Regions from separate parts of the Homo sapiens genome. Here region 1 is linked to region 2. The links are chromatin loops, found by intact Hi-C in ENCODE. Cell type or tissue: Calu3. All regions are shown on one strand. Links, peaks and the distances in the headings refer to the core of each region. The heading gives the core; the rest is flanking DNA. Region 1 has its middle 170 kb from the start of KITLG. Region 2 has its middle 200 kb from the start of LINC02458.

What was found. A loop is a pair of places that touch in the nucleus more often than their neighbours do. Peaks named below come from ENCODE experiments on the same cell type or tissue, not always from the same donor. Only the 100,000 strongest peaks of a DNase experiment are listed, where the experiment ranks them.
Region 1: a loop joins it to region 2, with 2.2 times the contacts of the local background. A loop is called at or near these places in 1 of 110 quality-filtered maps.

The regions. Positions count from the first base shown.
Region 1 is chr12:88,744,952-88,749,358 of GRCh38, reverse strand. No RefSeq gene overlaps it. Among named protein-coding and RNA genes, the nearest start is that of KITLG, 170 kb to the right of the region's middle. In Calu3, for the core only: no CTCF peak of the experiment used is centred there; a DNase peak (open chromatin) is centred at 1,948.
Region 2 is chr12:88,815,156-88,819,562 of GRCh38, reverse strand. No RefSeq gene overlaps it. Among named protein-coding and RNA genes, the nearest start is that of LINC02458, 200 kb to the left of the region's middle. In Calu3, for the core only: no CTCF peak of the experiment used is centred there; no DNase peak of the experiment used is centred there.

The sequences.
Region 1 (4,407 bases), core at 298-4,297, 70 kb after region 2:
TAAAGACCAAGAATTTCAAATTCACCCTTCTAAATCCAAATGGAAAACAAATTCTCTCTCTCATACAGTTGCTGTAATATCGTAAGAACATAAACCTTTAGGTGAGTGAACATGTGTTTATAATTATTATTGTATAACACATAGGTAAACAAAATTATTCAATTAGCTAATGAATCCTTCTAATTCTAAAATATAGCCTAAGCTACAATTTCCACTTTACCACTGGGACCTGATCAAATGTAGTAGTTAAGAACATGAGCTTTGGTTTCAGGTAGATCAGGGTTTGAATTTTAAATCAACCAATTAATAGCTTTCAATGGGCAAATAGATTAATCTCTCAAAGCTTTACTTTCCTCACTTGTAAAATGGGCTTAAAATATTGCCTTATAGGATAACTAGAAAGATTAGAAAATATAATGTATATGTAAAGCTCTTACCTCAGTGTCAGGAAGTGACAATGCAATGAGTGCTATCTATTATTCTTATTATTATTACTAATGTTGTTTAAGTCTAATCAACTGCCTCTGTGCTGCATATAACTGTTGAGTATGTGCACTCTGCCCTCTAAGTTTGACCACTGTGCCTCTCCAGCTTCTCACCTCTTTCACTGCTTGGTTGTCTGCTCTAATGAATGCTATGAACTCACTTCAGAAAACTATATAAATGCAAATACACTAAATTATCCTATTGTACAAACACAACTAGTGTCAGCATGGGGGTACACATCGCTTAGACCATGTCTAGTTATGGATATATAGGTGCATTTCTACAAATCCATCTATTAGTTTTATGTGTGTATATTTATGTGTATCTGTGAAGGTATCTCCTCCTCCCCACAATGACTGATATTTGGTCATTTACAGCAGCAGATTCAAGTGCAGAGACTGATGACGTTCCTTTTGAAACCAAAGATGCTGTTATATTCAGAATTATTTTATTAGAGTAGGTGTTTGTTCCTTTGAATATCTGAATATCTTTTCAGAATAAAAACAGCTTTTTTCTTAATTATATCTAAGTAAAACTACATACTCGTAGTAAAAATTTTAAACAATACATAAAAGTCTAAGAAGAAATGTGAAAAATCAGGTGAAATTCCAACAAGAATGGAGGGGCTGCCGAGCAGCCCAATAACATAATTAATGCAGTCATCCAATTTAGTAGTGCTATGTGAGTTAAATTGGAAAAGAAAAAGCCTAGAAACCAGGAAATCAGTTAGACAGCCATGCAATCGTCTGACAAATAACCAAGGCCAAGAGGAAAACTCACCAGCAGTGACAGTCAGAGCCAAGTTGTGTTGAGCACCTAATTTGTGCAAAGCAGACACACTCCGAAGAAATAAAAAAGACATGACCTGTGTGCTCTAGGAGCTCAATTTAGTGGAAGAGACCAGTTCTGGCATAATTGAGGTTCACAAAACTTGGCCAGGGAGTTTGTGTGAATAAGACTAATTCTAGTACATGTCCTTTTCCACCAACATGCTGTGTTGGGAAACATTTCAAATCCACATTTTAGATTTAGGGTTAGGGAATATGTGGTAGGCAAAAGAGACTCACTGTATCAAACCTATAGTTGTACCAACATTTAGAAAATCTTTAAATCAACATGAATCATTTCATTTTGAAATGCAAAGAAAGACACAGGTTTGTACAAAAAGAAAGGTTCCAGGGGTATAGGTGCCTGAGGGTGGATGTAGTCTCTTTAAAAGACGAAGTCTCATAAAACATTTATCTCTACTAAAAATCCAAAAAAAAAAATTAACTGGGCATGGTGGAGGGCGCCTGTAGTCCCAGCTACTCGGGAGGCTGAGGCAGGAGAATGGCATGAACCCGGGAGGCAGAGCTTGCAGTGAGCCGAGATCGCGCCACTGCACTCAGCCTGGGTGACAGAGCAAGACTCTGTCTCAAAAAAAAAAAAAATTATCTCTTGCTGGCTGTCTGGCCAGAAAGGTCAGGCTCGGGTAACATTTGTTAATGATTATCTAAGTGCAGAATTATTTTGGAATGTGCCTAAAGCTAGTTTTCAAAGCAGGAGTAATATATGAGATTCATTGAGAAGACAACAATTATTTGAAAAAAAAAGGGAAAAAGAATGAGTGAGAGAGAAAATATAGAATTCTACAAATAGCTGGGTTTTTTTTTCCCCAATATTTTAGTTTCTGATTATCTGGAATATTTTCCAATGAATTCACTTTTTTGTATTAACAAGCAACATAAAATAGTGCATTCATTTTATTATCTGTGCATTTGTCTGACAAAAATTAACTATAATGACATGTCAAACAGTACAATTAGAAATGAAAAGTTAAATTGATAGTATTACTGTGACTTTATTTTGTATTTTATTATCATGTACTTGTCAAACAAATTTTGACAATATAAGGAGAGAATGTGGAAAACAAAACTTTGAGAATGCACACATGATTAAATCATTTCATACTAAAATCTGCATCTGATTCTTCTACAACTATTGAGGTTAGATCACTTTCTAATGTCACTATTCTAATAATATATGTAATATAAATAAATCTTACAAGATATGTGAATAAGTATTAATATATGATTTACTTATGGCAACTTATATAGATTTTATATTGAACTGGCACTGCATATTCCCCATTTTAATTTCACTAACACTAGCTAAGTCTTTTTGATAATCTAAATACAACTTCTAAGCTGGGAGGGGCTGCAATTCATTTTTTGATTCAATTCCAAAGTTCCTTTCAGAGTAATAAAAACATTTTCTAAGGAAACAGAGGATGACCTTGCTTCATTATTTAAGCAGCTCAGCCTCTGTTTTTTTCCAAGCTTACCATGGAGTTGGCTTCAAGGACACTTTTTTTCATAAAGGTTTTTAGAGAAGGAATGGTGTCACCATGGAAATTGTCAAGCTTGATTCTTTCCCAGAGACATTACTCTGAGCTAGATATTAGGAAGGAGAGGCCCAAAGAGAGAACTCCTCAAAGACATACCTAGATTTAGATCTAGATCCACATCTGTTCTTCCTTAGGAAAAGACTTTGCTTTGAAAGTAATTCAGAGGGTCACAAAAATTTAAAGGCAGCTACAGATATCTTTCAGTGTCAAATATACTAGGATAATAAGTCACTACAATCAATTCAGAAAAAGATGAAATTGGGTGTCATTACATTATATTTTTAATTTTAATTTTGTTTTAGTTTTCTTCTGGTGAAGACATATGGCTCACTAAATCATATAAAGTAAATATGCTAAAGTTATATTGAAAGCAAATGGTCAAATAGTGTGTGAGGAAAAGATTAGAATACACATATAATTTCTCCATCTCGTCACAAGTTGATGGATTACAATACATCATCCAAATTCTGTTCTAAGTTTCAAAAATGTAAAGGTTATGGGTAAATTTAGAGAATAAAGGTATATAAAAAAAGAGGTTTTGTCATATAATTAAAAACAAAATGTCAGTGTAGATTGGGTCTGCATTCTACACAATGCAACCGAGGTCAGATATCCATTTTAACTTAAGAGACTCCAAATCCCAACTGTTTTTCATTTTCAAAAAAGAATTAAACTACATAGCCCTCAATTCTGTCTATTTCTTTTTGGAACTATGATAAGACCCTTGATTATTTTTTCACCTAGAATGCTCCAATTACATTTTAGTTTATCTCTCTTTCTAGGTTTTATCACCTCAGTCCACCACCCTCTTCACAATTTGACCATGCAATTTTCTCTTTCTCTTTCTTTCTTTCTTTCTTTCTTTCTTTCTTTCTTTCTTTCTTTCTTTCTTTCTTTCTTTCTTTCTTCTTTCTTTCTTTCTTTCTTTCTTTCTTTCTTCTTTCTTTCTTTCTTTTTCTTTCTTTCTTTCTTTTTCTTTCTTTTTCTCTTTCTTCTTTCTTTCCTTCTTTCTTTCTTTCTTTCTTTCTTTCTTTCTTTCTTTCTTTCTTTCTTTCTTTCTTTCTTCTTTCTCTTTTCTATTTTATTTTTTTGAGACAGGGTCTTAATCTGTCACCCAGGCTGGAGTGCAGGGCAGCCTCGACCTCCTGGGTTCAAAGGATCCTCCCCACTCAGCCTCCCAAGAAGCTGGAACTACAGGCATGCACCACCACACCCAGCTAATTTTTGTAGTTTTTATGGAGATGGGGTCTCGCCATGTTGCCCAAGCTAGTCTGAAACTCCTGGGCTCAAGCGATCCTCCCACCTTGGCCTCCCAAAGTGCTGGGACTATAGGTGTGAGCTACTATGCCCAGCCTCATGTGACTTCCTTAATGCCAATTTCTTCATTGACTTTCTTTGGCTCTCAGCCTAGTGTGCAGGCCCTTGATCGTCTGTGGCATACTTTATTGGACCTTTCTGTTATGATGTCCCCATGTACACCCCAAGCTATCCCTTCCAGAAAAACCTTTATTCTAGTTCACTATCTAAAATGCTTA
Region 2 (4,407 bases), core at 126-4,125:
TGATGAAGTCCAATTTATCTTTTTGTAATGTATCATGCTTTTGGTATCTAAGAACTCTTTACCAAGTCTAGGTCCTAAAGATTTTCCCCTAAGTTCTATTTTTAAAAACATTTTAAAGTTTTACATTATACATTTAAATTTATGATCTACTTTGAGTTAATTTTTGTGTAAAGTGTGAGGTTTAGATTTAGGTTAAGTTTTGCCATGGATATTCAATTGCTCCTGCACCATTCATTGAAAAGGCTATCCTTTCGCCATTATATTGTTTTTGTACCTTAGTCAAAAATTTGTTGGCTGTGTGGGATATTGCTGAGTGCACTGACCTCTTCCAATGATCTATGTTTCTAACCATCTTTCAGTACACATTATATCCACACAGATTTGATTATTGCAGCAATACAATTGATCTTAAAATTGGAGAAAGTGAATTATCTCATTTCAAATTACAAAACTAATGTAACTATTCTACTTGCTTTCTCTTTTCATATTAATTTTAGAAAAATCTTGTTCATGTCTCTTAAGAAATCTTGCTGGAATTTTGATAGAAATCGCATTAAATTATAATTTTCAACTATCTCCAATACTAATCTGTCTCTATTTATAGATGACATGATCATCTACATACAAAAAGGAAATTCCGAAAGTTAATTAGTGAGTCCAGCAAGGTCACAGGATGCAAGATCATTACACAACATAAATCAAATATATTACTGTATATGAGTAATGAGCATGTTATTAATGAAACGAGTTGTAATTGGGGACAATTGACATCTTTATTATATTGAGTCTCACAATTCATGAACATGGTATATCTCTCCACTTATTTAAATATTCTTTATTTCTATCATCAACATTTTGTGTTTTTCCCCAGTGTACAAGTCCTATATATGTTATCTTAGATTTACACCTATTTCATTTTCTGAGCAACTTTCCATAATATCATATTTTTAATTTCAGTTTCAACATGTTCATTTCTTATATACAGTAATACAATTGAGTTTTGTTGTATATTGATCTTTCATCCTCTGACCTTGCTGAACTAGGAGGACTTTTTTGATGTAGATGATCATGTCATCTATAAATAGGGACAATTTGCATGCCAACTATTTCCTTTTATTGATTTTTAATATTGAATAAAATTTATAGTACTATATTGAATAGTAGCTGTAAGAACAAACATCCTTGCCTTGTTGTCACTCAGAGAGAAAGTATTCAGTCTTTCAATGATTAAGTATGATGACAGCTGTAGGTTTTGTAGATGTATCTTCAAAAGTTGAAAAAGTTTCCTTCTGTTATAGGTTGAATTGTGTTCTCAAAAAATTTATATACTCCTAACTCCCAGTATCTCAGAATGTTATCTTATTTGAAAATAGAGCATTTTAGATTGAATTAGCTAAAATAGGATGAGGTCATACTGGACTAGAGGCCCTTAATCCAATGTAGGCCCTTAATCCAATATGATTAGCGTTCTTATAAGAAGGGGAAATTTGGAGAAAGACACACAGGGAGAACACTGTGTGAAGATGAAGGCAGAGATCAGGGACATGCTTCTATGTGCCAATGAATAGCAAAGATTGCCAGCAAACCACCAGAAGCTAGATGAGAGACATGCAACAGATTCTTCATTACAGCCCTCCAAAGGAAACAACCCTGCTAATACCTTGATCTTAGAATTTTAGCTTCCAGAAATGTGAAGACAATACATTTTAGTTGTTTAAGCCACTCACTGTGGTACTTTGTTATGGCAGCTCTAGCAAACTAATATACTATTTCTAGTTTTCTAAGAGTTTTTACTATAAATGAGTGTTGAATATTTTCAAGCAGTTTTTTTCTGCATCAATTGATATGGTTGTGTGAATTTTTTCCTTAGTTTGTTTACATAGTGGATTACAATAACTTAATTTTGGATGTTGAAGTAGCCTTGTTGCTTAAAATAAATTCTATTAGTCATGGTGTATAATTTTTATATACACTGTTGGATTTGGTTTGCTAATTTGCTAAACTAATATTTCATTTTGGGGATTTAAAAAAATCTGTATCATGAGGAATATTGATCTCTAGTTTTTGTTCTTTTTTGTTGTTCTTGCGCTATCCTTGGATTTGCTGTCAGAGTAATACTGGCTTCATAAAACAATTATCAATATTTTCTCTTACTCTATTTTTTGGAAGGTATTATGTTGGAGTTATGTCTTTAAATGTTTGGTAAAATTCTCTAGTGAAATCTCCTAAGCCTAGAGATTTCTTTTTGGGAGATTTTAAAATCACAAATACAATTTCTTTACAGTTATAGAGATATTTAAATAGTGTAATTCATACTGGTAAATTGTGGTAATCTATGCATTTAGAGGAACATATGTACTCAAATATATATGGGTAGAACTATTTGTAGAATTTCTTTTTTTTGATGTCATCAGAGTCTATAATAATAACCCCTGTTTTATTCCTGAAATTGGTAATTTGTGTCCCTCTTTTTTTTTTTTGTTCAGTCTTGCTAGAGTTTTGACAATTTTATTAATCTTTTCAATGAAACAGTTTTTTGTTTCAATGATGTTTTTCTATCATTTATGCTTTTAATTTTGTTGCTTTCTACTGTGGTATTTATAATGCTCTTTCATCTGCTTGATTTGGATGATCTAGCTCTTCTTTTTTTAGTTTCCTGAGGTGGGGGCGTATTGTTAATTTGAAACTTTTCTTCTTTTCCAATGTGAGACTCCAGCGCTATAAATTTTCCTCCCAGCATTATTTTAACACCATCCCACAAAGTATAATATGCTTTACTTTCATTTTCATTCAGTTCAATGTATTTTTAGAAAATTCCCCTTGAGACTGCCTTTTTGACCCATGGATTCTTTAGAAGTGTGTTTAGTGTCCATGTATTTTAGTCGTGGTGTTGAAAAGCATATTCTCACCTGGACAAGCTATGGTGGTGCTGCGAATACTATTGCTTAGAGGAAAATATTAAAAACAACTATGAGATTGTCCTTGGTTGACTTTTTGGAATCAGAATATTTTAAGTGGAACTGGTTTAACCAGAATTAAGTAAATATATTGGTATGAGTCTAAGGAACTCTCCTGTAAAGAATCAAGTTACCAAGTTCTGATTAATATGCTAGATTGACCACAAACTCCTGTATTTTCTCTAAAACCATACTAAAGTGGCCATAAAATGATCTCAAAAATGCCACAAGCCAACAATGACAATGTACACAGGAAAAAGGTGATAATTTTACAAGCTGAAGTGAAATGGACAAGAGATGACAGTTGTAACAGACCAGAGAAAGCTGAAGTTTAGCCAGTGGAAACCTCTGAAGCAAGCTAGTCATGATGAGGAAGACCAGCAAAGCTCAGGAACTGGAAATAACAGTTACACTGAAGTGGGGTAGGATACAAGTGGATCTGAAAAGAGGAAGATTGTTCAAGAAACAATATAAACAGCAGCTCAAACCCTAGATTCACTCCTGTAGTCCTCACACTAAGGAAATTACCCCCTATACTCCAGCAGAGGATTAATTTATTTTCTATAAAGGTCGAAAATTAGTGGCATCATATAAAGATGAAGACAAAGGTATCACAAGAGATACAGGCAAACAAAGTAAAACTCTAATATAAACAGTGGGATTCTTTGACTTAGTTATGAATGAGTAGCTAATAGTCAGTCTCTTATTCCCTCCAGGCAGGTCATTGTATAACCCCTCCCTGAATAACTGGCCAGCATACGAAGAGGAATCTGCAGATACCAACAGTCTTTGTATTGGTTCTTCAAAGAAACAGCCCATCCAGATCACACTATGGTGAAGCCCAGAGTGAACAAGTCTGCCTTTAGACACTAAACTCCCAGTCAGCTTTTCAGCCATTCTTAAAGATGAATGGACAGCCAATGATCACCAAACATCAGAGGAAACTCTCTAGCAAAGTAAAGATAAAATAAACAGTATGGGGCCGGGAGTGCTGGCTTATGCCTGTAATCCCAGCACTTTGGGAGACTGAGGTGGGAGACTGAGGTAAGAGACTCGCTTGAACCCAGGAGACAGAGGTTGCAGTGAGCCGAGATCACGCCACTGCACTCCAGCCTGGGTGACAGAGCGAGACTCCATCTCAAAACAAACAAACAAACAAACAAACAAACAATGAAAAAGACAAAAATTAAAAAAAAAAAGTATGAAATTTAAACAAAGATAATGAAAGGAACAGAAGAAACTTTTTGTGAAACGTAATTGAAGAGAAACAAAAAGAAATTATATTACATAAAAATGGGAAGCAATAAGGAAGATTCATACAACAAAAGCTAGCACTTGGAAATTAAAAAATAAAGAACCATAAATAAAAAAAATCTAAAAGAATAGTTGGAAGATAAATTTGAACAAAAATATCCTGGAAAAAATAAAGAGGTAGGTTATTAGAAAGAAC